Linked DNA regions of Homo sapiens: region 2 is linked to region 1. Evidence: chromatin loops called from intact Hi-C (ENCODE). Cell type or tissue: CD14-positive monocyte. All regions are shown on one strand. Each heading gives the region's core, and the rest is flanking DNA. Links, peaks and the distances in the headings are about the cores only.

Region 1 (15,397 bases), core at 4,706-12,705:
CCACTGCCAAAAAAACAAACAAAAAAAACCTTTTAAACCAATAGTTATATAATTTCTAAGGTCAAGGCCAATGGAGGAAACTGTAATCTGTGCTATCACCACAGGGAGGCCCCAGCACCTGAGCTGGTGAAAAGTCAGAAAGTGTTGAATTGCACAAAGTTGCTTACATGAAGTGTTCGGAAATGCAGGGTTCCTGTAAAGTGTCCCAGCATTGCCCAGAGACACCCCTTCCTTAACCTCTGTATTGGGAAGAGGGGCAGGAAGGAGGAATTCAGCCCGTCCCCCAACATACCCAATTTTCTATGTAAGTCTACATCCACTTAAAATCGAGGCGAGAAACCCAGCACAGCTCAGGGCCACCCTCCAAAAACACAGACAGCTTGACACCCACTCAAATCCCCAGCCCCAGACCCGCATCTGTCCACCTCATGCCTCCAGATGTGCAAACACAGGTCTGGCCACCTCCAAGGCATGTGGTGCTCAGCAGCTTCCATAGCACAACCCTGAAGAGCATTGCACGGAGCCCAGCAGAAACCCCAGTAAGCAGACATCACCACCCCTATGTTACATGTTACAGGTTGGTAACATAGGGATGGTGATGAGGAAATGAGGATTTGGTGGGCGGACGTGTTGGAATCCCACAGTTAAGCTGCAGTAGCACCTTCTGACACCAAAACTCTGTTCTCCTTCCATCTCCTGGCTTTCAGGTGGTCCACACCCTCTCCTGCACAGGCTGCCCCTGAATCACATGAACATCAGTGAGGATAAAAGACTCTTGCTTGGGGGAGCTGTTCTAGCCCCGTGCCAAAAAGGGCAGAGAAACTATGGCCCTTCCATCACTTCCAAGTCAGCGTCTGAGATCTCATGTGACTAAAATCCCCCTGAATCATTCAGGGGTTAAATCTGGAACCAAGTAGAGGACATGCCTATGACAGGTCCCCCTGACACACTGGGGTAGAACCCCCTCAGCTGCTTTGACTTGGACTAAAATGAGAACCAGGCCCCATACTGAACTGGAACTGCCGCCAAGAGTTTCTGAAATACTGTGCTTGTCAAGAGGAGACTCAGGGATACAATGTCACTGTAAGTCTTTATTTGAAAGTAAACAATACACCTACACTTGGGTTGCACAAATCTAAACCCTGTGTGTGCACCATAATGCATTTCATGACTGAAGGATGACTGAGAAACTAACTTGCTATAGGTTATATTAAACCTGGCTCCTGAGAAACCCGAAATCCTAACCTCATATAAGGTTTAAAAAACTCTCTCTACTTGTAGGCACCAGTCCTGCAAATCTGTGTTGCAAACTCACTCTCTAGGTGTTTTTTTCTTTTGTTTTGTTTTGTTTTGAGATAGAGTCTTGCTGTTGCACAGGCTGGAGTGCAGTGGCACGATCTCAGCTCACTGCAAGCTCCACCTCCCAGGTTCATGCCATTCTCCTGCCTCAGCCTCCCAAGTAGCTGGGACTACAGGTGCCTGCTACCATGCCCAGCTAATTTTTTTGTATTTTTAATAGAGGCAAGGTTCCACTCTCTAGGTGTTTTGAAAAGAGAGCTGCCTGCTCACGTCCTCAGAAGCCTTCCCAAGCTGTGGTTTCCTTGTGGACCCTATCGCCAATGTCAATCAAATCCAAGCCCTTAGTGATTAGAGTTTCCATGAGATAGAAACACAAGTTGCTTCTTTTGTTCTCTTGTTTTCCAGGGTGAAAAAACCCAGACAGCAAAGCCTCCCACCCAGCCTCTGCCCAGCCCATGCCTCCCTCACCTGTGTCCCTGTTGGCATGCTCTTATCACAGCCTTCAACACCCAAATAAGAGAAAGAGAAAAGGGAGGCCCAGGTAGAATCTGTGGTTAAGGTTAAACCTGCAAAAGGTAAGCCTGCAAAGACCGCCCTGTTCCAGGCTGCCTTTTTTTTTTTTTTTTTTTTTTTTTGAGTCTCACTGTCGCCCAGGCTGGAGTGCAGTGGCATGATCACGGCTGACTGCAGCCTCTCAGTGACTTCTCGGGCTCAGATCATCCTCCCACCTCATCCTCTCAAGTAGCTGGGACTACATGCATGTACCACCAAATACGGCTAATTTTTGTTTTTTTTTTGTAGAGATGGGGGTCTCGCCATGTTGTCCAGGCTGCTCTGACGCTCAAGCAATCCACTGGCCTCGGTCTCCCAGAGTGCTGGGATCACAGGCATGAGCTTCCGTGCCCGGCCAGACTGCTCTTTAGAAGCATTTTCCTTCTACAGGTCCTGGAGCTCATCCTGGCCACGTGACAAACTGGCCCCATGGGCTCAATGAGGTCAATGAGGTCACTAAACTCCCTTTCTCTTCCGGTAAAATGACAGCTGTGGATCAAACACTTGGAGGTCATCCCAGTCCTGGACTCCCTGAGTCAGTGAGTGAAAAGTGAGGAGAGGCATTCCTCAGATAAAAAATTAGATGCACTGCCTGGAGGGTCATTCTGGTTCCACATATGTTTGTTTGTTTGTTTGTTTGTTTGTTTGTTTGTTTGTTTTTGAGATGGAGTCTTGCTCTGTTGCCCAGGACAGAGCACTTCCTAGTGTGTCACAGCAGTGGGCGAGAGCAGACTAAGCGGCAGGAAGGCAAAAACACCTCTTTTGGGAGAAAGTAGCCTAGCCTTATGGCAAAGCACACAGGCTCCACATCAGGCAGTCTGGGTCCAAGTTAAGGGTCCACCGCTTGGCACCTGCAGCCTCAGGAAAGGTCCTCCACTCGCCTAGGCCTCATCTCCCTCCTCTTTCCAGGACTGTGCGCTCATGTCCCGACCTCACCTTGGAGTTAGCAATCCACGCATGGCACACTAGGGCAAACCTGCTTTTCACAGTGGCCCTATGGCACATGGTCCTGCAGTGACCCTACAGTTCTCAGTCCCGCTGTGCCCTCCTGCAGGGCGCCATCCTGCAGTGCGCTATCCTAGCACACCCTAGGCTTCACCCTAAAGACCCTACCCTAAAGCCTCATCCCATCCCACAGCGCCCCACCCCACCACGCGCCATTTGCCAAGACCAGCGGACAACTCTAGAACATGTGATGATGCTCGCTCTAGTATCTCTATGAGAACCATGCTTTCCACTGTGAACTGCGGCTTCTTGCTCAGGAGGACAGCCCTGATCAGAAGGAAGACCTGAGCTTCAAAGAGTCTTTCTGCACATCTGGGAGCAGAACAAGGGAAGAGCCAAGCACATCCACCTAAAGAAGGCAGAGAAGACAGCAGGAGGCTGGGGGCCCTGGCAGAAGGAGGGGAGGCTGTGGACTGCTGGGACTGAAAGGGCCACTGGAGATTCCCCAAGGCCACTGCCAAAGCACATTTCCAGAGCAGCCATCCCTGGAGCTGCTCCCTTGGCTGTCACATCAACACCATGGCCACCACCCGGGCAGGAGTAAGCACACTCACCAGAAAGCCAGCAGCCTCCTCTGCACTCACCCATGTGGGGCATGCAGAGGGGGAGCACAGGGAGGAGGGAAGAGTGAAAGACACAGGCCCCATTCCCTCTGCAACAAAACTTCCTTGAAGTCCACGACGTCCCAGGGAGACATGGGATCCTCCCCAGGTGGGGTGGGATCCCAGCTGGTTTGATGTTCCTCTCCACAGCTGAGGATCTGGGAGCCCCCACCTGACAGGAAGGTTAATTTCGAGACAAGCTTGTAATCAATGAGAGCCCAACTCTGGTGGGAATTCGATTTTTTTTTTTTTTTTTTTTTGAGACAGAGTCTCACTCTGCCACCCAGGCTGGAATGGAGTGGCACGATCTCGGCTCACTGCAACCTCTGCCTCCTGGGTTCAAGCGATTGTCCTGCTTCAGCCTCCCGAGTAGCTAGGATTATAAGCACCCACCAACACACCTGGCTAATTTTTGTATTTTTAGTAGAGACAGGGCTTCACCATGTTGGCCAGGCTGCTCTCGAACTCCTGACCTCAGGCAATCCACCCACCTCGGCTTCCAATGCTGGGATTGCAGGCGTAAGCCACCGCTCCCAGCCAGAATTTGGTTCTTTTTTAACCTATGTCCTTCGACTGCTTGTTTGAACAAATCAACAGTTTCCAAAACCTCACAGTATAGTAATGAAATCTGAAATCAGACAGACCTGGGTGTGAGTCCCACACCACCTGCCAGCTGCAGAATCTTGGGCCAGGGCACTCATGAGCCTCAGTGACCCCATCTGTGGAGCGGGACAATGATGTCTCCCTTGTGAGACTGTTCACAGAATAAAGACAAAAATGTCCAATGCCTGCCTGAGACTAACAAGCCAGCCTTGCTCACTGCAGATTGTCCCTGAGCCTTGCACTGTATGTTGCCGATACATCCAGTTAAACTGTACAGAATCTCTACTGCCCAGGGAAGTCACTGCTCGACGTTCAGCACTGTGCGCCTGGCACGGGTGCGTATCCTGCAGGTGGAAGGCAGTGTGAAGAGTAGAGTCAGCTGCAGCAAACCAAGCCTATGTCGTGCAATTAATGCTAGTGCGGCATTTCAAATGGAGCATCCTTCACTGACGTCCCATTGCCATGGGGTGAAAGGCAGGTGCTCAGCCTGGTCCTCAGAGCCCTGGGTGAGCCAGCCCCTGCCTCCTCATGTGCCTCCCTCACTCCCTGTCCCTACCTTACCTGCTGTGCTTCCTCCTGCCCCAGGTTCTTTGCACATACCACACAGTTTAGAATGCTCCTCATTCATGTATCCCAGCTTTACCTGGTTAACTCCTGTGATTTCTCAAGCACTTGGCTCAGATGGCAACTTCCAGCAAAGCATAATCTGATCTCCCTACCCGACCTGAGTCATATGTTCCTTTCTACTTTGGTCTCCTTTTTGTTTTGTTTTTGTTTGTTTGTTTGAGACAGGGTCTCACTCTGTTGCCCAGGCTGGAGTGCAGTGGGGTGATCTTGGCTCACTGCAACCTCCATCTGCCGGGTTCAAGTGATTCTCCTGCCTCAGCCTCCAGTAGTTGGGATTACAGGCGCCCGCCACCACACCCGGCTAATTTTTGTATTTTTAGTAGAGATGGGGTTTCACCATGTTGGCCAGGCTGGTCTTGAACTCCTGACCTCAGGTGATATGCCCGCCTCGGCCTCCCAAAGTGTTAGGATTACAGGCGTGAGCCACCACGCCCAGCCCTGGTCTACTTTACTGTGCCGACCACAACTGCAAGAAAACAACTAACTGTGAATTCTCGTCTGAGCTCTACAGCCCCCTCCCATGCGGATCCAGCAGAGGCACTGGCAGTCTAGCTCCCAGAGGTATCTCTAGCCTCTGGGGCCGCACTCTGCACACAATAGCCACCCAGCACAGCAGTCTGTAGAATGAAGAAAGGAAGAAACGAACCACTAATCCCAAAGTGGCTGTGGAGTCATCTGGCCATCTGAAGAGGCATGAGGATGCTGTTATTAGATTTCAATAACAGACAGCTAGTTAGCTTTAGTTTTGGGTTAACAAAAATAAATGTACCCATTGACTTTAACAGGCTTATCTAAAAGAAGAATAGGATGAAAAGCAGTGACATCTGCTCCTTCCCAAGGTCATAACATGGAATAACTGGGGCCTATTTAGGAAGACAGTGCCCACAGAATAGCAATGTGGTTAAGCATCAGCTTGACAGCTCGGTAAAAGCTAACAGTGTGACTTGGATACACATGACTATAAACTGTGGATTTTTCTCACCCACTGAGCTGACCTCAGTACCCTGTGCCTACTCAAGTACTGAAAACGGTAATACACATTTTTTAAGTGTTTTCTCACATAATTCCCCAAGACTACCCTTTAAGAAGCAGTCCCCTTAGCATCTCTGCCTCCCTAAGACCCAAGACCCTGGAGCAGAGGTGACCATCCCTCTTCCCAGGGGGGCTCTGACCACTGGCAGAAAGCAGGTCTCCACTATCTGCCAGGCCTCTAGCTACAGCCCAGGCTGGCCAAAGAAGCAGTAACTAGCACTGGCCCTCACTCCTGCTTACCCAGGGGCCAATATGGGTGCAGGGCAGTGCCAGGATAGGTTAAACATGGCACCCCGTTCCCTGCCTCTCCTTGTCCTCACTGGCTTTTGGTGAAGAGGAAAGAAAAGAAGCCCTTGGCAGGGCATGGTGGCTCACACCTGTAATCCCAGCACTTTGGGAGGCCAAGGCAGGGGATCACAAGGTCAGGAGTTCAAGACCAGCCTGGCCAACGTGATGAAACCCCGTCTCTACTAAAAATACAAAAATTAGCCAGGTGTGGTGGCAGGTGCCTGTAAACCCAGCTACTTGGGTGACTGAGGCAGGAGGATTGTTTGAACCCAGGAGGTGGAGGTTGCAGTGAGCCAAGATCATGTCATTGCACTCCAGCCTGAGACGCTGTCTAAAAAATAAGAAAAAGCAGCCCTTTTATGGACGTCATGTTAGGAATCCCAGCAAGGCCTAAGCCTGCAAAGAGAATATCAGCTCCCCTGGGTGTCCCCAGGGCCTGTGCGCTGCTCCTAGCAGCCTGACCAGCCCTGAAAACTAGCAGTGTAAACAGCTCTGTAAAAAGAAACAAAAGGCCAGGCACAGTGGCTCACGTCTGTAATCCCAGCATTTTGGGAGGTGGAGGCAAATGGATCACTTGAGGCCAGGAGTTCGAGACCAACCTGGCCAACATGGCGAAATCCTGTCTCTACTAAAAATACAAAAAATTAGCCGGGCGTGGTGGTATGTGGCTGTAGTCCCAGGTACTCCAGAGGCTAAGGCAGGAAAATCGCTCAAACCCAGGAGGTGGAGATTGCAGTGAGCCGAGATGGTGCCACTGCACTCCAGCCTGGGCAACAGAGCGAGACTCCATCTCCAATAAATAAATAAATCAAAAGAAACAAAAGCCACGGATAAATCCACAAGGAAGCAGGACTATGAACAGCCCGGTGACGAGAGACACAGATCACAGCTGCCGGGCCATGTGTGAGGTGAGGACAATTAAACAGGTTGGGCTGAGACACCTCTGCACATTCTGTTTTTGTTTCACCAAGCAAATGGAGAAGAAATAAATGTAAAATCTTTTTCAAAGGCAACAACCTGAACAACATTCAGCTGGCAAATTTCAAGGCATTTATTTGTTCATCCTTCATTGATTCCTCCACCACCCAGCACATACGACTTGGGGGTTCAGCACACACTCTTTGTAATACTAATGCCTGGGTAGGCAGCCAGCTCTACTGCTCGAGTAAGCCGTCTGATCTTGGGAATTTACTTGCCCTCTGTGTGACTCAGTTTTCTCATCTGGAAAAGGGAGACAGAAACAGCATTCTTGGAAGGATTAAATAAGGAAACATAAACATAGGGCTTAGAACAGTGCCTGGCCAGTAATAAGTGCCAAAGAAATATTAGCTACTTATTCCATCATCTTATTTCTGTGTCAGGCCTCTGTGAGGCCCTGGAAATGCACTTTATCCACAAGTTATTAGGATCCCCCTTAGATCACAAAACCAGCTGTGACCACAATGCCCATTTAACAGTAGGAGAAACAATGCTCAGAGAGGGTAAGTGATTTTCCCAAAGCCACACAGTTAATAAGACATTTTTTTCCCTTCCAGAACAAGAATACCAGGAACCAATTAATTGTCAGGATTGCCCAACTTGATTTTCTGCTTAATGCTTTTAAACATAAGCAGCAATCGTTAAGAACTGCCAGAGAAAGTACACCCCATGGAGGGTGGGAAACTAAAATAAAGTCATCTTGTCATTTTACCTTCATGTTCAACTATGAGAAACAACAGACTAAGATTGTATCTCTATTTATTTGTAACGAAATAGTCACAGGATCCTGCCTCCCTGGCCAGGAGCTCAGGCTGGTTTGGAACCATATGGAAGGAGGCAGCTCAGGAAGACTGGCAGCAGGGAGAGGTAAGCAACACTCAGGGAGGACACAGAGATGTCAGCATTTCCAAAGAAGTCGGAAGCTCCCCTTTGCTCTTCTCACAAATAAGTTTCCCAAGAAGGGGCAGATGGGGCGGATGGTTCTTAGGACACAAGGTCCCACCGAACATCTGCAGCATTGAAGTGAAAGGGGAAAAATGACTTGGAAATGCCCCTTCACTGCAAAGCAGCCAGTACCGGAGGCCACAGAGGAGGGTGGCCAGGGACAGACAAAGTGCCCAGTGCCAGCCCAGCCGAGAGGCGGCACGTGGGGAGTTGGGAACTTACTGTGCTGGGCCTGGGCAGGGACCACCGGCCAGGGCTGCTTTTCCCTTCCAGAAACAGCTCCTCCTACGTTTCGCTCCTTCCCCTGCTTTAGTCAAGCACACCCCTCTTCGTGTTAATGTCTCGGCAGCTCTGGGCATAAAGGAGGCAGCTGGAATAGCCCACCAGGTGGGAGAGCCTGGTGAGTGTGGGAGTCCCCAGAACCACAGCCAGGAGCAGCTGGCAGGTGTGCCCGGCCCCACGGTGAGCACGCAGGCATGGAGCTCACAGGACAATGTCCGCCCGGGGCTGAGGGCCAGCCTGCCGAGGGCCAGCCTGCCAAGGGCCTGAGGGACAGGAACAAGAACAGCGCTCTCCGGGAGAGCCTTCTGACCAGGAAGCTGAGTGGCTGTGCCTTCCTGGGGACTAGCCACTAGGGAGAACCGCCTCTCAAAAGTTCCCCCAGGAAAAACAAAACCTACTTCGAGCTGCTGGGAGGGCAGGTTACTCACCTCTGTATCCCAGGTAACAGATGCCTGATGCCCACTGGCCTTCCTCCCTCCCTCTTTCCTTCCTCTCCCCCAACCCCATTCTCTCCTTTACCACTTCCTTCCTTAGTTCATTTTTGCTCCACTTCATTCCAAATAGAATTTGAGATGACTCATCGAATGAATTCAACATAACTAAATAAAATTTTTAAAATAAAAACCAAACCAATAAACAAGCACAAAAACAGGGTTAAAGACAAGAGTGGCCAGGCCAGAGAGAAGGAAAGGTATGCAGCGAAACCTCAGTTATGGGAATGAGGCACCAGACGGTTCTGAGTTACAAAACGGGAGATGGAGGCCGGATACACGGCAGATCTTGGTGACATAGAGTCCCGGACCTGCCCGAGGCGGGTTTATTTCCTCACTTAGCACTCAGAGCTAAGAGGAAGGGTGGCCAGCCCGGGCCACATCGTGTCCTCAGCTGTTAGACTCACCCAGGCAGCTGTTTAAACTGATCTCACTGATCTCATGACTACATGGTCAGTCACGTCCCTTTAACTGACAGGGAGATTTGTGTGTGCTTTTTTGTAACATCTTACATGCACTTACATTCTTTTATTTTTATCACTTATTTCATAACGAAAACATTTCTTCACATAGAAAAGTGGACCAAGGGAGGGGAGGTGGGGAGGGCCTCATTGGGCCCCCAGCATAACCCTATCAGTGGGCAGGGTGTTCTGGGGGCGCCCATTCCACTGGAAACCACGTGGTGTCTCCTTCCAGGCTGAACACAAACAGGGGGCCCCAGTTTATAACTAGCCAGGGGTGCACTGCTCAGACCAGGCTCAGCTCCACAAGGCAGCCTGCGCTTCCTGCCACCTGCCCACCATTTGGCAGGGGCAGACACAGCAGTGACGGCAGGGGGTCAAAATAGGACCACCTGTCCCTTTACTGGCCACAGTCATCAGACCCGGAGACACTAAACAGGACTTTAACTCCTCCGAGCATTGGTTTCCACCTCTGTGAAACTAGCTGACAACACCACCAGCCTCCCAGGATCTCTGTGGGGACTAAGAAGATGCCTCAAGGCACCAAGCCCAAGCCAGCAGCACTCATCATCAGCCCTGGGGGAGAGAGGAGGGTTGCATGTGTTGTTTCCAGTCCAACTCCCGCATTTTACAATGGAGGAAAGGCCATGGGGAGGGGCTGCTCTGGGGGGGCAACAGCTGGGCAGGGTGTGGCACCCTGAGGACAGGCCAGTTTATTCCTTACTTCATGGTGACAGAAAACAGGCCGAGCCCTAGAGAGCCAGCTCTCTCAAAGTACCCCCAATGGGAGTGTCCTCAACTGCAGGCAGCGGCCAGCCAGGCAGAGCCAGGCAGGGGGCTCCCATCCATAGGCGAGCAAGTTAGCAAGGGCGGCCTGGGAGGGAAGTGCCTTCTCTAGAAGGTGACAACATTGTTAATGAGCCCGTGTTAATGTCAGTCATCTCCGGAGTCTGAAAGTGCCCTGCAGCAGGTGGGAGGGGTTATGTATGCTGAGTCCACTCTGGAGTATGCCCTGCAGAGCTGCGTTCTGTCCTGTTAGATGTCCCACCCAAACTCACACAGATCCCCCTGCAGAGAGCCTGGAAACCAGCCCCTCAGGGCACAGCACAGGCATCCCAAGGACAGCCCCACCAAACCCCCAGCATACAGATACCTGGTCCTGTCCACATGGGATGTCGGGGGTGCTGACGGGGGCAAGACCCACAGATGCTGACCACCATGGGCCACAGAGATAGGTCTCTGGCCCTGCAGCCAGCTGGTTCCATACAATAGCTCAATGTTTGCAAGGCTGAGGGAAGGGCCTAATTCACCCACCCCAGCCTGGCCAACTCTGATGGGCAAAGGGGCTGCCCAGAGAATGCTGAGAGGATCACCCCAACTCAGACCAGGACCATACCTGCCTCCACACCCAGAAGGGCACAGCAGGGCTTTTGCTTTAGAATGAAGAGCTAATGAATTGCACTGACACTGACAGAGCAGCCTTAACCTGGAGTTTATCCCACAATAATCAGATTCATATGGATAACCCTGGAAACAACAAGCAGAGAGGGCTCTGAGCAGCCCTGCTTCCCTTTCATATCCACAAATGCAAACAAGTATTTGCAGGAGGGCTAGCCCATTTCAGGCACTGCAGGGAGAATGCAGGTGTGACAGAGGGGAAAGACCAGGATGGACTGAAAACTGAATGGATGAGAATCCTGTCCTGGAGGTGCTGGATAAGTACACATTTAAGACCCCATAAAGGAGAGAGAAGGCAGTGCCAGAGGTGGCGGCGATGGGCACCTGGGAGAAGAAGAGCTCGTCTCCAGCTCTAGAAACCACGGCCACTTTGCAGATCCATCAGGGCAGCTCTTGGGATAGGCCAGGATGGCTAGAAAGCATCTGATACAAAGTGGGCGCCTGTGGCAGAGGTGGGGCAGGAGGAGCAAATTCCTTCAGAGGACAGAGTCTGGGCAGAGAAATGGAGGCACACTGCGTGTGGTGGGTGGGGCAGCCAGGAGTGACACACGCCATGCTCACAGGATGCATGAGAAAGAGGCTCAAGCCCGGGCTCAAGGAGCCCAAATGCCAGATGATGAATCCATGACGATGAAAGGTGTCAGAAGTTTCTGCATAGGGGAGTGACACAATCTCAATTGTTTTTAACAAGGTTTAGTGGTAGTAGCAGCAGCAAGATTAATATAAGGGGAACACTGGGCAGTGGACGACATAGGTGGAAATGTCAGGCCCAAGAGCAGACAGCTGCTGACCTGGACCTCATCTGTTAGTGGCATCAGGAGTGGCTCCAGCAGGCTCCAGGAGCCCAGGGTGCACTTCCCAGACATCAGGTCGGAGGTTGAAATCAGCAATGGGGGGAGTATTTATACCAAAGAAATCAGCAAACACTGCCGACCGAGCTTTTACCTGGAAAACCTCTATTAAACATTCACCAGCAACCCCGTGATATTCGTCCTCTAGAAGCCTCAGATTCCCCACCTGGGGAATGGGGGTGGAAATGGCACATAATGCAGAGTTCTAGGAAGATCAAGTAAGGTAAGCATGCAAAGTGCTTAATACTGTGCCTGGAACACCACACATGCTCAACACGTGCCAGCTTTTACTAGTATATTACATTATTACTATTGGGGCAATCAACGGAGGCCAGGAGGGCATCCATTCAGGATGTGAGGAGAAGGAAGACAAGGCCAACAGACCCAGGTCCCCTGAAGCTGAGGAGGTAAATGATGCTGAGACAGCAACAGGGAACGCTCAAGGACCAGCACGTATAGGTGCAGGCCCGGCAAGCACACACACAACACAGCCCACGAGACATTCGCTGCCCCACACCTGCTGCTCACCTCAGCCAACCCCCTCCACATCTGGAGCTCCAACAGTGAGAACCAGCTGGGTAACAACAGGTCCCCATTCCTTAAGGACGCTTTCAGCTCTTCCTCCTTGAGTGTTTCTCAGCCCTTTTGAAGGTTATGAGTATTAGTGAATGACATTAACGAGACTGTCTTCCAAGGACTCCCATTGTGTAGGACAATTCAGTATCATAGTAACTTTCTCCCTACCTTACCCCTTTCTTTTAAGAAAATGATAATCTCTCTTTATAAATGTCTTTTAAAATATTCAGTGTGGGCTCAATTCTTCCCATATCATTATCCCTGGAGGTGTGCTGGTAAAGGGGAGGGGAGGGGAGGGGAGGGGAGGAGGGGAGGGGAGGGGAGGGGAAGAGAGGGGAGGGGAAGGGAGGGGAGGGGAGGGGAGGGGAGAGGCAACCACCTCGATGTATCCTCTGTCCATTCCTGTGGCGTAAATACTGCCACCATGGTTCATTCTAAGCTAGCTGGGTAATTCCACTGAAGATGGAGTGGGGATGTGTGAGTGATCTCACTCAATTCCTCACTAAAATGTTCTCTTTTTATAGGTGTGGAAATGATGCCCTTGATATCTAATTGACCTGATCAGTGCTCTAGGCCAGGGCCTACAGCTCCTCCCCACTTCCACACACGTCATGGATAGGCAACCTATCTCAGAGACAGGCCCTTCTCACTCCAAATAGCTTCAACAGCCTCCAAGAGGCCACTCCTCCTAATCACTCTCCCTTTCATCTTCCCACTTTCTCCACTAAATTAACTTCGTTACCACTTCTGAAACCCAAGCTATCAAAAACCCATCACCACCATGGTTTCCTGCCACTCAAGCACCTAGAATGCTCCCTATTTCTATAGAGCTCCAAGTCAGTCCCCTCCAACCACTACACACTATGGTGCCCTCCATCCATCTACCACCACTCATCCTTTCTGCAGAGGCAGAGCGTATTACAGTTGAAGGACCATGGGAAAGGACTTGGAGGCAGGGAGCCTGACTCAAATCCTAGCTCTGCCCTACAGACAGGTTACTCTGGGTAGTCAGTGAGCCCTGTCGCCTCAGTGTCCTCATCTGTAAAAACAGGGACAATGACAGGGACCCAGCACTGTCCTCAGGTGCACCCTGAACTTGCTCCTAGCAGCTCACAAGCAGAAGCTTGAGCCTATCAGGAGACTCTGGGAAGAGGACATAGTCTGAGGCACCAAAAAAAGGAAGTATATCTGCTCAGGTCAATCCTAAAACCTATTGAGACAGTACGTCTCATGCCAAAATAATGTCAATATGCCACATACATGACGTTTACACTACACAGAAACATGGGTGATCTTACTCAATTTCTTACAGGTGAGGAAATAATGTCCTTGGTATCTAACTGACCCGTTCAAGGTCATCTGGTTAGTCAGCTGAGGCCACGTCTGCCCAGGATGAGTGCTCTAGGCCAGGGCCCACGGGCTCCTCCCAACTCCCACACACACACGCCATGGGACAGTCACCTGGGGCTCTGCCAAAGGGCAGCTTCACTAGCTGAGCACAGGGCATCCATTTCCCTTTTAAACATGGGGACAGATGTGTCCTCTAACCTCTGAGGCTTCCATCTGGAAGTGCCTCATGAGTCAGTGGCTCACATTTAGAACAGCTGTGCCTCCTGGATGCCCCAACCTTTTTTCTCCCTCATTTCTATCCCAGAGAGATTAGATGTCCTGTACAAATTGGATCTGAAAATGATAATAAAATAAAATGTAATATAAAACAAGATGAAATAAAATCAGTCTGCGCTGGGATGAGCTGTGAAAAACGGGGCTGCTCAAGCCACCTCCTGTGAGCACAAGCCAACCACAGACGAAGCCTTCTGCATGAGGAACAAGCAGTCCCCCCATCCCTTCCCGCAGGTGCAGGCTTGCAGCTCGGGAGTCAGACCCCAGGCATGTAGGTCCCAGGCCATCTGAGGAGCCTGTGTAGACCCCTGTGGCTGAAGAGCAGGGCCTCACTGCCCTTGAGAGGCTAGCTCTGAGAACCAGCTTTTTAAATAACAAGTACCACCTACTTTCATTCTTATGATAAAAGTTACTTGGTTATAGAAAATTCAGAAAGTAGACATATACAAAAAGAAGCAGACAGAATCAGCCTCTCTCTCCCTCCCATACCCCAAGATAACCAACTTTAGCCAGATAGGATGGACCCCTAAATAAGTACGGGCGACTTTCTTCCGCCCATACTTATTTAAAAGCCAAATGGTGCTTTATGTCCATATCACTATATTTTCTTCTGCACTGCAATTTTTAACAGTGGCATAGTACCCAATTATCCAGATGGAACATAATCCCTCTTTAACAGCATGTTTTTTGGTCTCAAATTTCCCACTCTTATGAATGATGCTATGAGAAACATTCTATAGTTTAAAATGTTAACATCCTTAGTGGCTGCCTCGGGATAAACACCCAGAGATGCCATGTGCTTTGGGGTCCACATCACTAGGACTTCCTCTAGAAAGTGCTGTGACTTCCAGGACCACATGCATCATCCCAGAGAAGAGGAAACATACAAAACATGAAACCCATTCCATCTTTTTCTATTTAAGCATATTTTATCCCCTTTCCAAAAAAGAAACTATCTTGTCAAAGGTAAAGAGACTTGAAGTGTCTGGATAGTTATGAAACCAGTGTCCCAGAGAACACAGCAGAGGAGAAAACGGCACCTCCAAACCTCTCTGCAAGCACCTTCATCCCCTCCCAGGTCAGTCTCAGGCCCCAAGTGGACTATGCCACTGGAGTGTCCTAGAATGTAAATTCCCCCACAAGAGAACCACGGCAGGCCTCCATATCCCCACACAGGGCCCAGTGTCTGGTGCATCAGAGGTCCCCAGGACATAAATATTTATAAACTGATTGATTAATGAAGGAGGGGCAGGGCAGTGGAAGAGAGGACTCATCTGTTCCATAATCAAGACCATAACTTCAAGTTTATGATTTATTACCCACCATATCTGGCAAAGGTAGCACCGTCCTCCTCCCCACTGGAGACTGACAAAATGCCTGGTACCATCTGTTAATGGATGAAATGCATTCCCACAAACATCCATATGTTGAAGTCCTAGTGCCCAGGACCTCAGAGGGTGACAGTTTGGAAACAGGATCTTTAAAGAAGTGATTAAGTTAAAATGACACCATTAGGGTGGCCCTAATCCAGTATGAGTGGTGTCTTTATAAAAAGAGGAGATTATCCTGGCTAACACGGTGAAACCTCGTCTCTACTAAAAATACAAAAAATTAGCCATGCATGGTGGCGGGCTCCTGTAGTCCCAGCTACTCGGGAGGCTGAGGCAGGAGAATGGCGTGAACCTGAGAGGCGGAGCTTGCAGTGAGCCGAGATCGCACCACTG
Region 2 (15,397 bases), core at 4,819-12,818, 50 kb after region 1:
AATCTGGAGGTGGGGATTTGAATGCTTCGTTATGGGTTTTGGCCCCGCTGATAAAAATGTGGCTGAAAAAAAGAAGAAATGGGGGCTTCACTAGGAAACCTACCCTTCAGAAGTAGCCCCACAAAAATAAAGCCAGCGGTTTGATTAGAAACGTTCTTCTCCCCGGCGCCTGTAGTCCCAGCTACTCGGGAGGCTGAGGCAGGAGAATAGCGTGAACCCGGGAGGCGGAGCTTGCAGTGAGCCGAGATTGCGCCACTGCACCCCAGCCTGGGCGACAGAGCCAGACTCCGTCTCAAAAAAAAAAAAAAAAAAAAAGAAACGTTCTTCTCCCCATGGAACGTGAAGCCATGTCTCAATGAGAGGCATGAAGGCGCATGCACAGCAACACTGGTGCAGTCGCCAGAGAGCACAGGCTTCAGTGCCGCACATCAACTAAGTGCCTGTCCTGTGGTCTAGGGGGCTGAGACTCATGGACACACACGCTGACAACATGAGAGGGCAGCGTCTGGGGCAGGGGCTGCACGAGACAGAGTGGGGTATCTGGAAGTATGGTGGGCACAGGGCCACGACCCCCGCCCTGAGGACGAGGCCTGCAGAGGTCTCTCCTAGCCTGACAGGGATGGTTATGTCCCAACAGGGGCGGGCTTCCAACACCTCTCCCAGCCTGAACTCAGGCTCTGGAAGACCTGAGTCTGAACGGGCCATAGAGAGGTCTCAGGAACAAGATCCCACTGGGAACCTACACTCAGAGCCAGAATGCAGTCTCCCAGCCAGAGCCAGGGCCCAGGACTGCCAGAAAGTCCCGGAGATAAGCTTCTGCAGAGATGACATTGCTAGATGCCAGGGTGGGTGGCATCCATGTGGAAGAATGACTGTAGTAGAAATTTTAAAAAGATGCACTGCATATGGTGTCTAAACATTGAAAGAGAACAGGCCGTTCTGCAGCTCCCCAACTGCAGCACACCTTCCTCCTCCATCTCGGCAGAGGGAAGGGGTAAGGACAGACCACTCAGGAGAGCAGTGGACGAAACCACACACATTATGACAAGTGGATTTCTAACCTGGACAGAGCCAGAGGCAGGGTCAGAGAGGAAGAGCTGTGATCCAGAAGGAGCACACGGTGCCACAGGGCTGGGGAGAGGCCCCGATGCCACCCAGCCCAGAAGCCCAGAGGTGAAGAGGCCCTGGATTGAGGAGAGGAGAGGACCCCAGTGAGCCTGGAGGAGGGGTGACAGGATAATGGGAGGAAGCATACATTATAGACTCTGAGCAGTTCAAAAACTGAATGGTGGTCTGAAAAAAGGGGTAGTAAGATAAGCACGTCAAAAAAGGACATCACTGAACAGGATGTGAGCTCACACAGGGGAATACAGAGTTTGGGGTCTTCTAGAAAGGGGCCAAGGGCTCCTGCAGATGGCAGCCAGAGTCAGCAGAAAGAGCACCTGGGGCCACATGTGTGGAAGGAGGGACGTTTCCCCTGTGACCAGAGCTGATGGGCAGGAGGTGCTGGAGCCAAATGGCATTTTCAGGAGTGTTTCAAGCTGATTAATGTCAGGCTGGTAGCTTGGAAGCAGGCGGGGGGAGGTGAGGTATTTTCACCAGGGGAATCAGCAGAGGCTGCCAATCAGCCCGCTGCACCCCCAGCAGGGTATAAACCCTCATCTGCACACCACCGGCCAGAACGTGTTTCAAGAGAAGCGGGAGTAAAAGCGATGGTGGCCAACGCAAACAGAGTCTGAGTGGGAGAGTCCACGCACACGCAGTACAGAACGCCAGGCACAGGTGAGAGAGGCGGAGGGCTGGGGATGCATCTGTACCTGCTCGTCAGGGGCTTGTGGGAAATCACATCAGAAGTCCAAGACCAAGCAGGCAGGGACACCTGCAGCACCCAGCTCTGCCCTAGGCCCAGATACCCTGGCTGCAGCGATGTGGGCCAGGACTACGGAAGTCCTCTGTGGGGTGAGCCAAGGCAGGGTGAGCCTGTGCAAATGCAGGAGGCTGGGGGGAGTAGAAAGAAGGGCAGCCAGTCAGGGGAAAGGTCACAGAGCTGGCCAGAACCAAGGCAGCATCGAGCAAGAGGCACTTGGATTCCAGTGTCAGAAAATATTAAGCCCACGGCTCTGCCATTAGCCATATGGAACCACTTTCAGGTGGGCCTCAGGCTAAGTCTGAGGCACTAATTAAGCCCACTAAATGGAATTTGTTTGCTTAAAAGAGCAGACCCCATTCTCAGAAGAAAATTTAGAAAATATATATACTTTCTTGTCATTTAACAGTTAATAAATAAAATGCATAGTGATTTATGCTAGCGGTAGGCAACATTTCATGAAATAAATCTACTAGCGTCAGTACCACAACTGCAGAAAGAGTAGTTTCCAGCAACTGACACTGTAGACATCTACAGTGATTCCTAATACAATGATGCAGATTAAGGTATTAAAAGGGGAAAAGAGCACTCCTGCAGAAGCCACCAGGCCCTGTGCTTGGGGAGCTGTTGAATTCAGTTCTCCGCAGTCCTCTTAGTAGGGGTTAATTCCTGTTTTATAGAGGAAGAAACTGAAGCCCAAGGTCACATGGGTAAGACAAAGCAGAGTCAGGATCCAGACCCAGGTCTGTTATTCATTCTTCTCTTTTATGAGTCCTCAAAGTTTCAGAAGCTGCTTCTGAGAGCTACACATGCAAATTTCCATTTTGTACTTCTGTTCTCCCAAAGAGGCCAGGCAAGAGAAAATAAGTATTCGCCTAGTACAGAGTTTCACGTATGGAACACACACACACACACACACACACACACACACACAGAGCAGGAAATGTTCACCGCGTGCTCTTTTCTTTTGTTTTTGTTTACACTGGAGCGACGTGTGCCCATGGATGCCTGGCCTTGCTGCTCTGTCCCCTGCCCCTCGAGCTATATGGGGCTCCCTCCAGGACCGGGCTCCCCACCCTGGTCTATCTGACCCAGTCAGGGCAGTCACTCAAACATTCATTACTGTCACCATGAAAGTGGCATCTGTTTTGAATTCAGGGGCCTCATCTTCTCTGGGTGTCCCACTCTGTCATCAGAGCCTGGCTGCATGAGGTCAGCTGGCCCCTTCTCTCCTCCGTGACACCCCTGGTAAACAGACACCCAACAACATCCCGCAGGGTGGAGGTGGGGAGTGAACCTTAACCAACAGCACGCTTGTCCAAATTATTTCTCAAGTAATGGAGGTTCTGCAGGGAGAGCTTCTTTCTCAGGTTAGAACTGGTCAAAAGACACAGAGGTGGGGTTCAGAAGAAGATTTCCAGGGCACCTCGAAAGCCCTAGTTTAATCAATAAAACACACTTGCAGGCACGGGGTGCCCTTGCCAACAGCCTCCTACCCTCCCATGTAACCACAGTGCCATGGAAAGTTACCCTCATTTCACAGATGCCGAGAGTCAAGGCAGACAGGCCTGGCCTGAGCCACGTGCAGGATGCAGGGACCCACATTCTCCCTCCGGCTGCACCTTCTAGCCTCCTGCCCAGGACACAGATACAGATGCTGGCTGCAGAGCTGCTAATTAGGTTACTGGCCACGTAGTTAAAATGATGTGGCAAATAGGTGCAGATTCATTCCAGGTATGTGTTGTTTCATCTGTTACAACACAATGTGGAATGAAAACTGATGATTCAGAGAAAACACAGGATACATTTTAAAATTATATTATTTATTTAAAACAAATATCTTGTTTCAAAAGATCATAATTCTCTTTTGGCCTCTTTTTGGGGCAGGGCTAGGACTTCCTACACAAATATAGCTTACACTTATGCCGCACTAAAAAACAAACCTGCCATCACAGGGCGAGAACTTCACTCATAACCAGACAGCCAACATGGTCCCGTCAGCCCGGCCAAAGGTCACCACCAGTTTCAAAGACCTGTTTCCTCTGGTGTAAAGTGGCGAACTCAGTGACTTCCCAGCCTGTGGAATGCCAGCAGGGTCACCATAAAGCCCCGCAGATGCCGAGACGGTGCAAGGAGCAGAGCCCCACAGGGCAAGGCCCCGAGCTGCTGGCAGCTGGTGTCGCCCAGCTGACGCACTTCCTCAGTTGACAGTGGCTTGGTCCTGCTGGCCACCTTCGAGTCCAAGAAAGGCCTAGAAGTCCACAATGAATGCCTCTGATTGAGGCTCAGATTACTAGGGATTTAGAAACCTTAATTCTTTTGTACAAAGTATAATTGTGCTGACATGAAAAGCCAAATGTGGCTTGCTGACTTTGAGAGTGAGCCTAGAGCCCACATGGTGGCCTTGGCTGATGGGATTCACACAGTGGGGCCACTTCCCAGACTCTGGGAGTCAGGAGTAATAGTTCCCAGTAGAAAAAGAGACACAGGTATAAACATGCCTCTAGTAAGGTGTTAATGTGTAAAGTGACTTTCTAATTAAAATGAGTCAAAAATGATTGGTGAGGACAGCCTACCAGAAAAGGGATCTTACAGGAAAAGGAATAAAAGTGTCCTCAAAAAGAGCAGAATTTAAGGATGCTTCATGGTTCTTCTGACAGTAGTGACAACTAGCAAAAAAGAAAGACATGGAAGCCACCAATCAGTACCCACCTTGAGTAGGTGAATGGAGGGTAAACTGTGGCACATCCAGATGACAGAGTGTTATTCAGCTGAAAAGAAATGAGCTATCAAGCCAAGAAATGACAGGGAAGAAATTTAAATGCATATTATCAAGTGAAGGAAGCCCATCTGAAAAGGCTACACATGTATGATTCCAACCCTATGGCATTCTGGAAAAGGCAACACTATGAAGACAGTGAAAAGGTCAGCGGCTGCCGGGGTGCAGGAGAGAGAAGCGCGGCACAGAGGATTTCTAGGGCAGCGAAACTACTCCATACGGTACTGTCATGGTGGATGTCACTTATCATGCACCTGTCCAAACCCATGGAATGTACAACACCCAGAGTGAGCCCTAACGTAGACTGTGGACTCATCAATACTGGCTCATCAATTCTAACAAATGTGCTGTTCTGGTGCGGCGATGCTGACGGCAGGAGAGTGTGTGTCTCTGTGCGTGAATATGCATGCGTGTGTACATGTAAGCACGTGTGTGTGAGCCCTCGGTTCTTTCCCCTCGATTTTGCGGCAAATCTGAAACTGCTCTAAAAATAACATCTTCTAATTTTAAAAACCATTTTAAAAGCTGTCAAACATTAAAACACACACACACACGCACACACACACACACTTGGCAAACATAGGTGGAGACCTGCAATCATCTGGCAGAATCAGACTCTCATTTCGTCCTGTGGGGCTGCAGACAGAAGCTCCCTGTGGACAGCACGCTGCATCTGGGTCCAGCTCTGTGCACGGCCGAGAGCTACCCTCAGGAAATGTCTGCTGAACTGGCTGGCTTAAAAATTAACTGCCTCCGCCCTTAGAGCAAGAAGTGGGGAGGGAGGAGAAGGGATGCCCGTGTAAACATTTACTGAGACGGCAGAGAGAGGCAGAGCCCGTGCTGGCCGCGTGAGCTGGGGCAGGACCATCGCAGGCTTTAGCAAGAGATGCAACTGCTCGGTCCCAGCCCTGTCACCTGTAAGAGGGAGCAGAACAAGCCTCCTCAGACAGAAGTGTGACGAGTAAATGACAGAGCATATCTAAAGCACTCGGCAGGGTCCTGCAGATCCCTCAACAGCGCTGACTGAGTGGCATTCCTTCTGCACAGGCTGGACATGGAGAGATGTATCTCATGACATCCCTAAAAATCCTATGCTCAAATGAAGAAGCTGAGTTCAGAGGGAGTAACCATCTTCCTGAAGCTATTGTAAAGGGTACAAATAGGGGCAGGAAAGAGATGAACTCACAAACAACAAAAGAGCTTTTACACGCAGGGCCAGGGATTTTCCTTTTGGTTATGAAAAACGTATTGGTCCTGGCTGGGCTCAATGGCTCACACTAGAATCCCAGCACTCTGGGAGGCCAAGGTGGGTGGATCACTTGAGGTTAGGAGTTTGAGACCAGCCTGGCCAATATGGTGAAACCCCGTCTCTACTAAAAATAAAAATTAAAAAAAAATAGCCAGGCGTGTTGGCACACGCCTATAACCCCAGCTACTTGGGAGGCTGAGGCAGAAGAATCCCTTGAACCCAAGAGGTGGACGTTGCTGTGAAAGATCGCACCACTGCATTCCAGCCCGGGTGACGGAGGGAAGAAAGACAAACAGAAAGAGAGAAAGAGAGAAAGGGAGAAAGGGAGAAGAGGAGAAAGGGAGGAAGAGAGGAAGGGAGGAAGGAAAGAAAGGGAGGAAGAGAGGAAGGAAGGAAGGGAGGGAGGGAGGGAGGGAGGGAGGGAGGGAGAAAGGAAGAGAGAAAGAAAGAATTTATTAGGCCTTGTTACTAGCAAATTCAGATCATTCATTCCTAGTGAAGACCATATGAAGAAAGGCCACTACTTACACCTTTTGGGGAGGTCAAAGCTGACACCCCAACCTTAAAAGCTGTGGCAATGAGCTTCACCAGATTCCATCCTCCACCAACAGCCCAGGGAGCACCAACCCTGCTGAAGGTGGGGACGAGAGTCTGCAGCCTCCGTGGCCTGTGTGCTGGCAGGAAAGACAGGCCCCTGCCCTGAGCAGAGCGGAGCTGGCTGGTGGGATGCTGGAGAGTGGAGGCTCTGGGGCCCTAGACAGGGTAAGGTCTGGACATGGAAGATGAGACAGGCTCAAAGAATGCAGTAACCGAGAGCTCAGGGTCAGCAAAGCAGCAGCTCCCACAGCCTCCCTCCTTGTGCACGGGTGAGAAGGTCCAAAACAGAAACGCACAGCTGCGACAGCCGAGGCCCCTGCAGGGTTGCAAAGAGCTATGGGAATTGGGGAGAGATACTGCCCCTGCTCACTGTCTCGTGGGAGGACTGGGAGTCTCGGACAAGATGCCACGGATGTATGAGCAGAGCCTTCATGGGGAAGAAGAGGCCTGAGCCATGCGGGAGTCAGAGAATTCTCAGGCATCATTTCATGAGAGAGAAATAGAGATGCAGCCCAAGAGGAGTGAGCCCCAAGCCAAGCGGGAGAGACGCTCAACTCGTGTTTTAGAGAAGTTGGCCCTGGAGCTGGAGTTCACAAGAGGCATAGTAGGTTCTGTAGGCATACGAGCAAGGTGGGCTAAAGTCACCCACACAAACCTCAGCTCCATTTCTGATACATGAAGATGGCAAAGCACCAAAAAGAACACATGGAACAGCAAAAATCAGAACTTTGAAATGCAACGCCCATGAATTCTGGGCCCAGAAGCTAGGTGACAATAGGTAAGTTGTTTCACCTCCCTGGGGTCTCGAGGTTTTTCATCAGACAATGGGGAGAGGGGGCTGGAGAGGTCAATCCCTGGGACCCAGCAGGCCCGTATCCCACTGCACGGCAGCTGCGGCTCTTAGCATGCAGAGAAAAGGAGTGATCTGAAGATGAAAGTTAACTGCCAGACAGAAGTTAATGGTTGAAACTTATCAGTTAGGCCACTGAGCGTCTGTTGACGCCCAGGATGAATGTCTAGGGACAGTTTCTGAAGAAGCCATAAACTCTAGGTCCCGTGTTTTCCATGGCAGAGGACCAAGTCTTTGCCCTGGGCCTGTCTGGTGGAAGTGAAAAAGCTCCTGCATCAGCCGCAGCCAGGACATGGGGATCCCTGATGGGAGAGCCCAGCAAAGGCCCCCAGGGCAGCAGGCGATGAGGGCAGCAGGGGGTTCCGCTGACTTCCCCAGGACCTCCTGTAGTCTCAGCTTAAAAAGAGCAGCAAGCCTATCACAAAGTTCTCTCTCCCTCAAGCAGCCAGCTGGAGAGCGGGGAAAGGCTCCTGGCTTGGCAAGTGCCCAGACGTAGCACCGGGACAGTGGAAGAAGATGCTGAGGCCACCTGCAGGAGCCAAGAGGCTGGACAGAGCCTGGGACCTCTCTCCTCTTGCTGCACTCTCCTTCTACAGACTCAGCAAGGAGGCAACACCAGCACTCCTGTATTTTATATCCAAGAAGGGTGCAAACCGAGGCACATGCAGAGAGAGAAACAGCAAGCTGGACCTTCGCAGCCAGGCTGCAAAGGCTGAGGATGAGCCAGGGGGTCTGAGAGCATTGGAGCCCAGGTGGTAGGAGGTTCTGTGTTTTTCCTGGATTAAAGGGGGAGCTGCGCATCGGGACCCTGTGCAGGGCATCTCCCCAACATTACTCCTGCGCATGTTCCCCTCACTAACTCCTGCGTATGGTCCCTACGTGGGGTCTTAAGTTTACAAAAAAATTATCTGCAGGTCCATTTCACCTCTGATGATTCAAGATGATACTCAATACCCTACACAAAGTGCAACTCTAAGGAGCAAATGTGTCTGCAAGTGGGCAGAGGCGGAAGAGGCATCTCACCATGATGCCAGGCTGCAGGTTTCAAGGATAGGATTCCCATGCCTCCATCTGCTTGCCTAAGCTCCCCTTCATTTCCTTCAGGGGGGCACCACCTGCCACCCTTTCCTCCCCCTTCTCCCCTCCCCAACATCTGCTTTCCTACAACTGCTTCATTTCTCCTACTTCTTTTTTCACTCTTGCCAGTAAGTCAAGTGACAGCCAGGAAAAAAGCAAGTCATGATGCCCACACAGCTCATGTGGCTCACATGAATAAGCACTGCATTCCAGGAAGCAAAACAGTTGAAATCCCAAACTTTCAAGTGATTGTACATACATTATGTGACTTCCCTGAAACTTAAGTATTAACATAACCAACAGCTAAGAGAAAGTTATTTTTCTGTTTATTACAGAAACCTATTATTCACTTTTTTTATGCAGGAAGAAAGTGAGGCTCAGGGCCTATCTAAGTCCATGTGGGCTGCTATAACAAAATATTGGGAGGCTTATAAACAACAGAAATATACTTCCCAAGGTTCTAGGGTTGGGAAGTACAAGATCAAGGCACCAGCAGATTCAGTGTCTGGTGTGGGCCCTTTTCAGGGTTCATAGAGGGTGCCTTCTTGCCATGTATGCTCATGGCAGAAGAGGTAAGGGATCTCTCTGGGGTCCCTTTTATAAAGGCACTAATCTCATTTATAGACACTCCACCCTCGCGACCTAATCATCTCCCCAAAGGCCTCCATTTCCAGCTACCATCACCTTGGGGGTCAGGTTTCAACACAGGAATCTGGGGGAGACACAAACATCAAGACCATAGCAAGGGGGACTAGAAAGGCTTCAGGAGACAAAAAGCCCCACTGGGATCCAAGTCCAGGTCTCTGCCTCCATCCATCCACTGAGCTGCATGGCCTGGCCTGAGAGGACATACTGTCCAATGGCTCAAGAAGAGAGTGATAGCAGTCTTTTGGCGCTTCTCAAAATGTCCCAACGATGGCTCTGCCTCCCTGCCTGAGGCAGGTCCCCAGCTGCTGTCTCGGTCCCCATTTCTGCAGGATGGTTTCTCCACATTGTCAGTGCCACAGAAGGGGCTCTGAGGGCCTGGATGGGAGGAGCCTGTGACAATGTCACTGACAGCAGCAGATCAACAGCACCACCACACACCAGCCACATGCTCCAGGGCATGTGTGGAGCCTGTAGACACAGGCGCAAGTGCTCCCACACAGAGGGGAACACCATCGAGGGGGTTTAACACAGCACACGCTACCACCCAGTCTTGGGTCTGATGCCAGACCAAAGCCTATGAGCTGAACCAAGGCTTCATACTTGCCTGAGCAATCTGAGTGCAGCGTCTAAGGAGCCCACTGGGCAATATATGTAAACACAGTAATGAAGGACTCAAAAGCCGAGTGCAATAATGTGGGAGAAGCCACAGCCATATTCAGTTCCTGGAAGACCGAGCGGCTCCCTTAGCCACATACCCTGCAGGAGCAGCTGGGGAGTTATGGCCCTCATATCCCCAACAACGACGGCATTATATTTTTGGAATGAGAAGGTGCTTTGTTATTGCCAGGGGCTTTCTCCCCTGTGGTTCAAAGCTGTATTATAAAAAAAATGAACACGGATATATTTCCCCACACTGTGATCTGATAGGAATAAGAGCTTATCCATCCCTCAGCAAACTGCCAATTGCTGCCGTTAGAAATTCCATATTCAGTGATAGTTAAGGATTTTGGAATACACTTTGAACCAAAGAATTCAATCCCTTAAGCAGCCGGCGACAGGCTTCATTTAAGAAATGGAAGGAACAACAGCAGGCTCATCTCTGCGGCTGTGGCTCAGAGGTGGCTGGGCCCACAACAGAGTCAGGACAAGCAGCCCACCCCCTCCTCCTACTCCGCAGCCGACCCAAGGTGCAAGCAATGCGGACAAAGGCACCATACAACAGGGGTGAGGGACAACACATCCCAGTCCTCCTAGGGGAGGGGGAAGCTCTCCAAGTCTGAAATGCTCCCCCAAAGGTACAATCTTCCCACTCACCACTGCATTCAGAAGCACTGCTCCCACACCACTGAAGGTGCACAGCACCCCAGGAAAGGAGCCTATCTGTGGACAAAAAACCTCAAATAAACCACGGTCAGAAATCAGCTACGCCTAGGAGTGTGTGAACAAGAAATGCCCACTCCTCTGGAAAAGGGGAAGCCCTCTCCAGAGCAGGGTGGAAAGCAAGAGGAGAAGCGCTCCACACAGCCCCCAGGAGGCCCGAGAAGTGCACCCCACATGACATCTGAAGGAGGCAGCCAGCAAGGAGGTGTGGCCAGGTCACAGGGGCTGCTGGTCTGGGGTTCAGGAAGGGGGCAGCAAGGCCCTGTGCCATCCTCTCTGCTCCTGCACGTGCTCGGCATTCTCCATAATGAAGACTTTAAAAAGTCTCTTGGGAGAAAAGAAATAGAGCTATACTAGTCTAGTTCTTCCAACTTTGTGTGTGTGTGTGTGTGTGTGTATTTCTGTGCACACATATGCATGTATGCGTGTGAGCACAAATGTGTTTGTGTGCATGTGTATTTATGTGCATGCATGTGTATTTATGTGCATGCACATGTGTGTATTTACTCATGTGTGTGTTTGTGTATGCCTGAGATCGGGAGGGTCGGGGAAACCAGCCGCCCTAGTCCTCACATGGAAAACAGACCCACATGCAGTGAGTTCATGGTAACATGAAGTCAGCTTCCAGCATAGCCTTCCACTCGGAGCCGAAGGCAGGGCTGGAAATGATCAAAACAGCTGACCCATGAGGTCTGTAACAGTAGCAAAATCCCAAGACTCTAAAACTCCTCTTCCCTGGACCTACAGCCATGGGGACAACCTGTCAGGGCACCTACAGAGCCCCCATAGGCAGGGCCAAACAGTAGATGGGGCAAAACACTGCTGACACCCCGACTGCAGACCCAAATCATACTTGGGGATTCCGTAAGTACAGCCACCATCCCCAGGAGATCTGAAGGTGCGAGCACCAAGACAACGTAGAAAACCATGTGCTTCTTCCTTGGGGTGTCTGTCACTTCCCACACGGCACTTCCAGGCCACCTCACTTCCCCACTCACCAAAACCCTAAGCCCAACAGGACATAGCCAGGCCTCCTTTGGTCATAGAGGCCATCGGGCAATTGAACCTCTCTAGAGACTCACAAACCTCAGTGAACATCACTAAACCTTACTCCAGGGTTCCCAGGTTTCCGTGGCAGCTGAAAACCCCAATCCGTCTATGCACAACTATCTCCAAAATGAGGCAGAAAAGTCTCCAGGCCAGGGGAATGCCCTGGACCTCCCTGCTCCTGCCCTCTCTCCACCGAGAGGCAGTATGACAAGGCAGTGAGAAACCAGGGACCATGTGCCACTGAGAAGGAGCTGTTGATGTGGCCAGGGGACAACTATTGAATTCTTATCTGAAATCAAATTCTTAAGAATTATTTTCCATAATCAAAACCGTGGATTTCAAAGCTCTTTGGTTTATCCTTGAGATGAAAAGTATACACCGTACCCCAGCCCTGGCTTTCCTAAAGAGTTTTCTTTCCGTGGCTGCAGTCCAAAGAGGCCCCCCCACACATATCATTCAATGAAGGCCAAGTCAGCTATAAAAAGTCCCATGGGAAAGCAACGGAATGCTTACCTTGGCTTCACATTTCTTGTGGCAGGAATACTTGCAGGCTGGGAAAAAAAAAAAGAGAAAGAATGTGTGTCAAGCAGTCTCTCTAGCAAGAATTCTTACATCTTCAAACCCTCTCAATCCTTCAGAGTCTCTGGCTTGAAGATCCCATAGGTGGCCTCTCTCTGGCACGAGAGAGATTTTTACATATGACACACGGCAGTGTGGACAGAAGGCAGTGAGGACATGGTGTGCAAGAGCAGAGTTACAACTGTTGTCTGTTAGCAACAGCTCAGGTGGCTCAGGTAGGAATGTCTTGGGAGCACGGTCATGAGCAGATTGGTTTTTCAAGGGGTCATGAGCAGATTGGTTTTTCAAGGGGTATGTACGTCCAGCCGAACTGGATCCCTAAAGAAGAATAGTGAATTTCAGCAGCAGAATGCATTCGTGTGTGCCCAGAAATTATAGCTGATCCCTGAAAAAAGAAGAGAAACTGGAAGATGCCCCTTAAGAATCAGAATTTAAAGTGTCCATGAAAGACCGGATGGGAGCCTTTAAATTTGTGAGAAAGTCGTGCATCTGGATTTCGGAAGTGCTTCCACTTCCGGCCAACCTGAGAACTGACTGTCAGAATAAATTCATGTCTAAATTCCTATAGGAGAATCCTTCCAGAGGGGCCATTGTGTGAACGGAGCGAGTCCTGTGTCCCTTCGGAGGCCCTAACAATGCAATGCAGAGCTGGAACCAATGCGGATTTCACAGGCCCTTCTGCCCAGAGGCTGCAGCTGTGATCATGAGGCATAAACCTCCCCACGAGCACCACGGGCATGCTGCAGGCAGGCCTTGCAGGACAGGGAGAGAGAAATGAAGCAACAACACCTAATAATCCCAACACAGCCTCCTGTGCCAGCTCCAAGGGAACGTCGGGTACATGCCCTCCCTTCCCCCACGTTTGCCAGCCCACAGGGACAGCTGTGGGAGGAGGGAAAGAGACCTGGGTTGGGGAACAGTGACCAAAGCCTCCTATCCAGGCTCTGCCCCTCAAGCTGGGTCTCTGCTTCCTCCCACGGAGCTATCATGGGTCAAATGGAATCCTTCAAGGGACCCTGCTTTGAAACTAGAAAGCAATGTCCACATGCAGAAGTGTGTGGGACCTGAAGACCAAGGCCTCAGAAGTCAGGGAGAGGGGCCCCACATCCCAGCTCTGCGTGTCAACACCCCGTGAATTTAATCAATGTCTCACTCCCCCTCCTGCACTCTGTTTTCTATGATGTGTCAAAGTCAAAAAGGTTTGTGTAGGGTTGAATGAGGATGAAACAGATAAGGTCACTTGCCCACTGCCTGGCAATTATTAGAACTCCAGTAGTTACAGCTAGGTTGTTATCTTTGTATGATCTATATTTTTGAATTGCTGAATTGTCATTCTATACCTTGAGGTTTGTAAGATTATTCACAAAGACATGTATTTATCCTACACCTTCTGATGGGCAAAACACACAAAGGTGATCAGTGATTTTCAAATCAAGAGAGACTTGCCATTGGGAAACAAGGGGCTTCCACACAAGATTAAAAGTCCAGACAGAAACCATCCCCAGCAGAGGCCAGCACAAAGGACTGAGATAAGGAGAAGGGCGGTGGGCAGGCCTCTGGCCTCTGGCTGAGTGAGAGTCAGGCAAAGAATTCTGCCCACACACGTCTAGCAGCATGTCACAGGACCACGACATCATGCAGCGGTTAGCCTTCCAGATGGCCTGGGTGACCTCGTCTCTTGGCCCCCATGCTGGTGTATAGCCCCCTCCCACAGTGAATCAGCTGGGCTGTGTGACAGTGCAACCTGGCAGAGGAGATGGTGTGTGACTTTTGTGGCTAAAAGACATCGTGACTTCTGTCCTGGTCTCCAGGATCACTCATTCTGAGGACAGCCAGATGCCATGTTGTGAGGACACTCAAGCAGCCCTGTGGAGAGGCCCCCATGGAGAGGAACTGAGGCTTCCCACAAACAGCTGGCCCCAGCTTCCCAGCCACAGAAGTGTGCCACCTCGGAAGCTGGTCTCCAACCCCAACCAAGCCTTCAGATGGTGCAGCCTCTCCAGAGACCCTGAGCCAGAACTGCCCAGTCACCTGTGTCCCAAATTCCTGATCACTGACACAGTGGGAGATAACAGATGCTTACTGCTATGTTAAGGTACTAACTTTGGGGATCATTTGTCATGCAACACGCCAACTCAACACAAAAAAATGGCCCTGGTCAGTGCAAGGGTGGCAGTGGTATGATACATTCATGGTGGGTGGCCTACTCGGCCACCAGACAGCCATCGGCACTGTAGGGCAAAATCATTAAATTCAATTATCATAGTGAAATCATATAAACTGCCCATGAGCCAAGACTACAATCCTGAGAGGCAGGGCCATTGTTTCTGGTATGTAGACAAGTGACCCTCAAAGTTTTACAAATGTTTGGACTAGGACTTCACACTCGATTGTCAGCAGCATGGATAATCCTCAGAGTAGCAAGTCCACCGTCAATCTATCCGTGGCCCAGCTCTGGTCAGCACCGCACCAGGCAGTGTACAAGATACTTTCCCGTATGTTACTGCACTTGCTCCTCGTAAGCACCTCTCGGGGAGGAACTGTAAGGGTGACTCAGCCAAGGGGGCAGCCATGGTCCATGAAGGTGGGACTCCAGCCCGTCTGTGCATCAAATTCAGTGTTTGCATCCAGCCATACTCTCCCTGCCTTTCTGACATATTACAAAATATGAATCAAACAGTGCCCAGGCCCAGCTTCCTATCCTGCCGCCCACAGGAGACAGCCCCCTGCCTGCCCTACCCCTGCCTGCCCTAACCCTGCCCATACCAACCTCACCTCCTCATTCACGCCATCCTGCACCCACCTCCTGGGCCCGGCTCAGCTGCCTCCGTTCCTGAGTTGACACCCTTCTGTGCCACTGAACCATCATGGCAGGTCATCATGGCTTGTCATATCATGATGATCTCCCTGTGTCCATCTCTCCCGATGGGCTGCAAGCTCCTCAAGGGACAGCGTCTCTGTTGTGCATGACCAGGGTCTCACAATAGCAGCACTAACACGAGTAACAGGCAGCTAATACACTCAGCACCTAAAAGTTTGAACTGCATGCGTATTGCCAAATTTCCACCACACCCTGGAAAGAAGCTACCTATCTTCGCCTGTTTTACTAATGTGAGACTGGGGTTTGTGGATGAGACTGAGGATTCACGTGCTGGACAACTGTGTCCCAATCTTGACCTGTTCCAGGTCTGCTTTCAGAAGCCCATAGCCAGCAGGCCCACAAGCTATGGAGACCTCATTACCTGATCACCACTTAGGGATTCGGGGCTGTGAAGGTGCTGGCCAGAAGGGAGGCTGCAAAACAGAAGAAGAACTTCGCAC

Evidence for each region. Peaks named below come from ENCODE experiments on the same cell type or tissue, not always from the same donor. Only the 100,000 strongest peaks of a DNase experiment are listed, where the experiment ranks them.
Region 2: a loop joins it to region 1, with 2.8 times the contacts of the local background. A loop is called at or near these places in 2 of 110 quality-filtered maps.

What each region holds. Positions count from the first base shown.
Region 1 is chr7:47,444,780-47,460,176 of GRCh38, forward strand. The region is part of intron 4 of TNS3 (tensin 3); the gene reads right to left. Among named protein-coding and RNA genes, the nearest start is that of SNORD151, 12 kb to the right of the region's middle. RefSeq lists an enhancer at 2,571-3,071. In CD14-positive monocyte, for the core only: no CTCF peak of the experiment used is centred there; a DNase peak (open chromatin) is centred at 9,082; H3K27ac peaks cover 3,576 bases.
Region 2 is chr7:47,494,897-47,510,293 of GRCh38, forward strand. It overlaps TNS3 (tensin 3), which reads right to left. Exons shown (of 31, transcript NM_022748.12): 3 at 12,011-12,048. Among named protein-coding and RNA genes, the nearest start is that of SNORD151, 38 kb to the left of the region's middle. RefSeq lists enhancers at 2,351-2,470, 2,771-2,850, 7,242-7,839, 7,840-8,436, 9,475-9,975. In CD14-positive monocyte, for the core only: no CTCF peak of the experiment used is centred there; a DNase peak (open chromatin) is centred at 8,595; H3K27ac peaks cover 5,771 bases.